Linked DNA regions of Homo sapiens: region 2 is linked to region 1. Evidence: chromatin contacts called from ENCODE Hi-C or POLR2A ChIA-PET data. All regions are on one chromosome and are shown on one strand. The core of a region is the stretch at or near the end of the contact, and the rest is flanking DNA. Distances in the headings are between cores, read along the strand shown.

Region 1 (3,789 bases), core at 925-3,424:
GCTTCCTTTGCCAGTTGGTGATGGAGTTTTGTGGTGCTGGCTCTGTCACCGACCTGATCAAGAACACAAAAGGTAACACGTTGAAAGAGGAGTGGATTGCATACATCTGCAGGGAAATCTTACGGGTAGGTTACGAGTGGGGACTGGCCCACCTCCCAAAGTCTTCAAGCAACACATGATATCTTATGAGGGATTGAATTTTTTTCTGACTTTCTAGTGAAATTCATAAGCATATCAAAAACCCTTTAAAAGTTTATCCTATCAGTGGTGGTGGTGGTGGTAGTGGTAGTTTGGTGTGAAGGTCTGCTCTGATGGAAGTGAGCGCCATTCTGGAGATAGGCCATGAGCATATTTTCATTTAGGTTGACATTGGGTGATTTCTCTTAACAAGGGATTCATTTTCAATGCTGTTTCCAATTAGAAACCTGATTTTAGATCATAAAGACAGTGTTCCACTTAGGAAATGAATTATTTTATGAGATATTTTAATCACTCATTTAAGTTATCTGTTTGTGAAAGTTCACAATTAATATATTATCCCTAATGGTGTAATACCTTCCCACCATATAAAGTTTATAAGGATTGTGTGACTTTAGTCATTCCTATACATACAACCTAGTTTAACCGATTTTACCTTTAAAAAAAATCTTTGTGACCTAATCACTTAAACTAATCAAAATAGCTGAACAAGACTGCCTGTTTGCCCAGTTTTCCCACACATCCCCCAATCAGGAAATCTAGACAATAGTATCATATTTGCTGAGCTGAGTTCAGGAAGAAGAAAGTAACTGGGCATATTTTAGTTCATTCAGACTAGCTTAATCATCCCTTCCTACTAATATGGAGGTTATTATATGTCTACTGAGCATTCTTATTAAATCTTCCTGGCCATTGTTATTTATTTATAAGCTCTGCCTTCTTAATTTAAGGCAACAAAAGTTAAAACTTTTTTACTGTGTGTTCAAGATATGCCTTTGAGAGATAGATTGTATGCTTTGGGTGGATGGATGAAATGGATAGAAGTTAAAAAAGAAGGAAGGCATAAGAAGACGATGTCTGTTCATTAAATGCAAACCAAATTAGGCAAAAGGCAAATAGAAAATGGAATTTTAAAATTATAACATTGATGTGAATGACTTCTATCCTGAAAACTACAAAATATCACTGAGAAATATTAAAGAAGACCTTAATAAATGGAGGTGTACATTATTTCACAGATTACCCAATATTCTAAAGACATCATTTCTACCCAGTTTGATCCATGGTTTCATTGAACTTCCAATTAAAATTCCTATAGGTATATTTGTGGAAATTTATAAAGCTGATTTTCAAACATTATATAGAAATGCAAAGGGCCAAGAATAACCAAGGCAATCTTGAAGAAGAAGAGCAAAGCTGGAGAATTTATGCTACCAGTTATCAGGATTTATTATAAAGCTACTAATAAATTAAGACAGAGTAGTATTGTTACAAGATTAGACAATGGCCAAAGGAACAGAATCAAGGGTCCAGGAACAGACCCACATCATATGGATGATACCTGGTCTGTGTCAAAGGAAAGGGTTCTTTTATCAGTAAATAGTACTTGATCAATTGAATATCCATAAGAAAACATGAAACCTGACACCTGCTACATACCATATTCAAAAATTTATTCCAGCTGGGTTATAGATATAAATGGGAAAAATATAAAAATTAAAGCACTTAAGAAAAAACACATACATCCATGGCTTGGGATAGGCAAAAATATAAATTATATGTTTTGTGTTCTTAAACAGAACATAACACAAAATTTGAGGGGAAACAAGGAGGCCTGGCTGCTGATTTCCTTCACATCTGACGTTTATCTCTGTTTTGATGTGCCATTGTGCAAACTTACTTTGAATTTCTGACTTAAAATTTTGCTCATTCAGATAGAGCATAATGGATTATTTAGTCATCCTGACCACTCAGTGGCTGCCAAGAACCTGTCAGGTCTCTAGGGCTGGTTCTGCCCAATATGCCTTTCTGCACTGCTGGGGAACCCTACAGAGGATCAGTCATTTGATCTAATCTTCATGGTTCTAAAAGCAGCAGGGATGTTTCATCACATGAGCATCTCTCAATACCTTTCACACATTCTCAATGTGTGGAAACAATGGCTTTCCTCCTTTTTCCAGTATATTCTCCGAAATGATACCAGCATTTCAGACATGACTCACTGGAAGAGACATTTGATCACCCAAAGGTCTCTGGCCACAAGAGGTTTTGGAGGTGACCTCCATGCATTGTATGATCTCATTAAAAGAACTTTTGGCTCACTTCCATGCTCTGGTATCTGCTTTCAACCACTTCAGTAGTGAAAGAGGGAAAGGGATCTTCAGTCCCTCTCTTAAGGATTTATGGGGTACATAAATTTTGTGAAAACCACACATTTAAACCCCTGATGCCTACCCTGTGACAAACTGAACAGATAAGAAAGGCAATTTTTTAAGACCTAAACCAGTGCCTCAAACCCTTCTATAACATGGTTTATGTTTTCTGATATCTCTAAATGTATATGTGGGTCTTTTTGGACCTCTGTACTCTCATGCTGAATTTCTTTGACAAGAGAATTCAGATATCTAGGTTTGTTTCTTTTCCTGTCAACCTCATTTTTCATACCATGATTTTGTTGTTGTGGAGAAGATGAAAAGCACAAAAAATTAAAGGTAATAAAGAACACTCGGGGACCCGATACATTGAATTATCAGGTGTTAGCATAAAATAATTTGCTTTAAGACTCCATTTTTAGATTATTTTAGATTATAATTTATCTGAAAAATATATGACTACTTTAGAGTAAGTCTGTAGGTTAAAGAATTCACACCACAAAGAAGCCAAAAACAGAGTAATTCATGAAGAAATGGAACACAAACAGGTTTAGTTGTCACTGAATAATTCTCACATAATGAGCACAAAGTCACAAATAGCATAAACTAGCATAAACTAAAAATGACAGTGATGAATGCCAACAAAAGAAATAGAAACTGTATTCCTTTTTAAATGTAAGGCACAATGGGTAAAGCCAATGGGAAATTTCTTGGCTGGTCTGAGAAATATTTTACTTCGCTTAATTAAAATTGTATAACAAGGCCGGGTGCTGTGGCTCACACCTGGATTCCCAGCACTTTGGGAGGCCGAAGTGAATGGATCACCTGAGGTCAGGAGTTCAAGACCAGCCTGGCCAACATGGTGAAACCCTGTCTGTACTAAAATAAATTAGCCTGGCGTGGTGGCAGGCACCTGTAATCCCAGCTACTCTGGAGGCTGAGGCAGTCGCTTGAATCCAAGACACAGAGGTTGCAGTGAGCCCAGACCACGCCATTGCACTCCAGCCTGGGCGACAGAGTAAGGCTCTGTCTCAGTCAATCAATCATTCAATGAAATTGGATAACAGAATGTAAATTTTAACTTTTAAATTCAAATATCCTGCAGGGATTCAGTTAAATCAGGTTAGTTTTCTGTACAGAGACTGTGTAGATGGTTCTATTTTAAACTGTTTAAACTTCGCTTTTCACAGTAGTATTAACTGAAACTCATGTTCATGTTGGAACCGTATAATTACTTGTGTGGTTCCCTGATACCTGATAATCAGATCCAATATGCAAGCATTTCATTAAACACAGCACCATGCATTGCAAGGACTGCCTGGGTACTTTAATTTATATTGATGAATTGCCTACAGTTAGAAGAGCACTATGAGCACATGAAAGATGTGATTATAATTCTGAAAAGTATGTCTGGGTGAGTGTAAAGTTTTTGGATCCT
Region 2 (3,789 bases), core at 937-3,436, 250 kb before region 1:
TGGTGTATGGCTTAGTAGTTTTTTCCTATGCATGGATAAATAGATTTTTTTTAAAGTGGAGATAATATTGTACATATTATATGTAACCTATTTTTTAAACCTAATAATTAGCCTTTTCTCATGCTATTAATCTTTTTCTATGGCATAACTTTTAAAACTCTTTTTCATGGGGAATTTAAACTTAAAAGGTAGACAGATTACAGGAAACAACAGATGCTGGGGAGGACATGGAGAAATAGGAACGCTTTTACACTGTTGGGAGTGTAAATTAGTTCAACCATTGTGGAAGACGGTGTGGCGATTCCTCAAAGATCTAGAACCAGAAATACCATTTGACCCAACAATCCCATTACTGGGTATATACCCAAAGGATTATAATTCATTCTACTGTAAAGGCACATGCACATGTATGTTTATTATGGCACTGTTCACAATAGCAAAGACTTGGAACCAACCCAAATGCCCATCAATGATAGACTGGATAAAGAAAATGTGGCACATATACACCATGGAATGCTACACAGCCATAAAAAAGGATGAGTTCATGTCCTTTGCAGGGACATGGGTGAAGCTGGAAACCATCATTCTCAGCAAACTAACACAAGAACAGAAAACCAAACACTGTATGTTCTTACTCATAAGTGGGAGTTGAACAATGAGAACATATGTACACAGGGAGGGGAATAACACACACCGGGGCTTGTCAGTAAATGGGGGGCTAGGGGAGGGATAGCATTAGGAGAAATACCTAATGTATATGATGGGTTGATGGGTGCAGCAAACCACCATGGCACATGTATACCTATGTAACAAACCTGCACGTTCTGTACATGTATCCCGGAACTCAAAGTATAATAATAATAAGTAGACAGAATATTGGAATGCTCCTATATTACTGATAGGAATGTAAAATGGTACAGCCATTTTGGAAAACAGTTTGACAGTTTCTCAAAATGCTAAATACAGAGTTACCATGTGACCCAGGAATTTCACTCCTAAGTATATGCCCAAGAGAACTAAGGACGTATTCATGCAAAAAAAAAAAAAAAAAAGTGTACATGAATATTTATAGTAACCTCAAATAGGAGACAACCCAAGTGTCCATCAACCAATGAATGAATAAACAAAATGTAGCATAGTATATCCTTACAATGGAATATTTATTCTACAATAAAAGGAAGTGCTGATACACACTGCAACATGGATGAACATTATGCTATGTGAAAAAAGCCAAACACGAGAAGACACATGGTTGTATGATTCCATTTATATAAAATGTCTGGAATAAGCAAATCCATAGAGATAGAAGGTAGACTAATGCTTGCTGGCAGGGAGTGACTGCTAACGTCCCAAATTAGATAGTGCAGATGTTTGTACAACTCTGTGAAACATACTAAAAGTCACTTGTACACTTCAAAAGAGTAAGTCTTATGGAATGTGAATTAAAGCTCAATAAAACTCTTATTAAAAAGTAGATAAAAGGGTTAATAATCTCTCTACTGAACAATTATCCCCCATAATGAATCCTGTTTCATCTGTACTCCTACCCACCTTCTCCCCCATATTATTTTAAAGTAGCATATTATTTCATTTATAAATATTTCAGTAGTTTGTGTACTTAAAAAATACATAACCATAATAGTATTATCATGCCTAAAAAATTTAACGTGTAATAAAATATTCAGTCAGTGCTCAACTTTCTAATCATGTTTTTAGACTGCTTAGCATTTTGTTGTGGAGATGGATCATAATATATTTAACCAGTTCCTGTTGATGAAGCTTGAGGTTATTTCTAACTTTCCAACTGATAAATAGTGCTTCAATAAACATCCTTATATATAAGTCTTTGTGTGCATCTCTGTTTCCTTAGGATAACTCCTTAGAAATTGAATTTAGAATGAAAGTGTATGAATGATCTCTAAGGCTCTAGATATTGCCAGATTGGCTTCCAATTTCTTGTGCTGTAGGTGTGTAGCATTTATAAATGAACACATAAGACTCTGAAAAATCAATTAGTTTACCAAAGATCGTAGAGCTACTAAGTGGCTGAGCTTACGACTGACTGGCCCAAAGCCACTGCCAATAGTGACTCACATAGCCATCATTTGATTTATGGACCTTGTCATGACATCAGAATTATCTGTTGTATTATCACCCTGAGGCTCACAGACTTCCCAGAAGCCTTTGGTTTAGGGCACAAGTTGTCTTTCATGAGCATAGTGGTGTTTTAAGAGCTATTTCCAAGGTATTTCTTCCTTGTAACTTTGTTTTGTAAGATGACCAATGTCAGATTATAACGTGTTTTTTTTTTTTTCTTGCCTAAAACCTTAAAAACCTAATATGGTAGCTATTTGGGGATTAACAGTGACATTCTTGTGGAGTGTATCTAGGGGATGTTTGTTTGTTTATTTATTTATTTATTTGTTTGTTTGAGATGGAGTCTAGCTCTGTTACCCAGGCTGGAGTGCAGTGGGGCGATCTCTGCTCACTGCAACCTCTGCCTCCTGGGTTCAGGCGATTCTCCCGCCTCAGCCTCCTGAGTAGCTGGGATTACAGGCGCTCGCCACCACGCCCAACTAATTTTTGTATTTTTAGTAGAGATAAGGTTTAACTGTGTTGGCCAGGCTGGTCTCAAACCCCTGACCTCAGGTGATCCGCCCGCCTCAGCTTCCCAAAGTGCTGGGATTACCGGCGTGAGCCACTGAGCTTGGCTTGTTTACATTTAAACTGTCATTCTTTCTGGAAAATTATCCAGCAAGTGTGTTTGGAGGATGTGTGGAATCAGGCTCAAAGGTTTCAGTTTTTTAAGAATTGGAGACAGCTGACTCTGTGATGATCATAGAAGATAGCAAGGTGAGCTACGGCCATGATAGAATAGAGACTATTCTCAAGCCTTAATCTGCCAGACAATTGCTAAAATCAAAATCTTAAGTTGTGCTTTCAGTTTTTCACATAGGTAGATATTTTAAGATTCTAATGGAGAAAATAGAAGATAGAACAGGAAACCACCAGAGTAAAAAGCTCCGTATTCTGGACTATAATCTACTTTCAACCTGGTTTATAAGTAAGAAACTATTAAAATTGACACAACTTTATGGTAGTTGGTCTTGCAGAGGGCAATTTTCTTGATTTACTACAGTTTATAACCTAATCCTCCATTTAAAATGCCTATAAATTATTTATGTCTAGGGTAAAAATCCAGGGCTTCACATGAATATGGTTTCATCATTTCTACCTCTAGGTATTTTTTTTAAAGCTGCCTGTAATCAAATGATAGCAGTGTGGTGGGTGGAACAGGTTGTAAGCAGTAATTGCAAACTGTATTTAAACAATAATAATAATATTTAGCATTTATAGAGCACTTTATATCTTCAAAGTACTTGCAAACATTATCTAATTAAATACCCTCTCTGATTATAATCTGGATACAAATGCACTTAAACTCAGGACAGGGTCATGAGAAAAGTATGCATTTGAAAGTTGGTGCTAGCTATGCTTTAAAAACCTATACAATGATGGGAAAGTTAGAGTTCAGATTCTGTTGGACTGTTTTTGTGCATTTCAGTTCAGCCTGATGGCAGAATTAGATCATATCTGCACTCGATGACTCTGCTTGATAACTTATCACTGAAATCTGAGTGTTGATCATCACACTGATCCTTACAGTTGCTACAACACGAATAACATAAATAAGCTTTAAAATGAGGTCCCTCTCTACATTTCATGCCCTGGCTTCAGATGAAACTGCCATTAGTAAGTGAAATGAAGTGGCATAGTGCAAGGAAGAAT

Evidence for each region. Hi-C counts contacts between places; a loop is a spot of excess contacts on that map. ChIA-PET counts read pairs that join two places held with the same protein, here RNA polymerase II (POLR2A). Pooled maps may share reads with other maps.
Region 2: a map of K562 shows a loop between it and region 1 (1.9-fold over the local background). The contact joins two enhancer-like sites. A Hi-C loop is called at or near these places in 25 of 168 maps with a recorded cell type or tissue (CD4-positive, alpha-beta T cell, CD8-positive, alpha-beta T cell, GM11168 and 17 more), 4 of 37 single-sample maps with no recorded cell type and 12 of 50 pooled maps. POLR2A ChIA-PET finds 5 or more read pairs at or near these places in 2 of 52 experiments (PC-9 and naive thymus-derived CD4-positive, alpha-beta T cell).

Annotation. Positions count from the first base shown.
Region 1 is chr3:171,190,861-171,194,649 of GRCh38, reverse strand. TNIK (TRAF2 and NCK interacting kinase) reads left to right here. Exons shown (of 33, transcript NM_015028.4): 5 at 15-125. Among named protein-coding and RNA genes, the nearest start is that of MIR569, 86 kb to the right of the region's middle. Within about 2 kb of position 2,174, at least 4 of the 41 ENCODE cell types and tissues checked have a DNase peak (open chromatin) inside an H3K27ac peak, as active enhancers do; they include PC-9, where a contact is called at or near this core.
Region 2 is chr3:171,445,833-171,449,621 of GRCh38, reverse strand. The region is part of intron 1 of TNIK (TRAF2 and NCK interacting kinase); the gene reads left to right. It overlaps LOC124906303 (a long non-coding RNA gene), which reads left to right. Exons shown (of 2, transcript XR_007096168.1): 2 at 1-3,789. Among named protein-coding and RNA genes, the nearest start is that of TNIK, 13 kb to the left of the region's middle. Within about 2 kb of position 2,186, at least 2 of the 41 ENCODE cell types and tissues checked have a DNase peak (open chromatin) inside an H3K27ac peak, as active enhancers do; they include PC-9, where a contact is called at or near this core.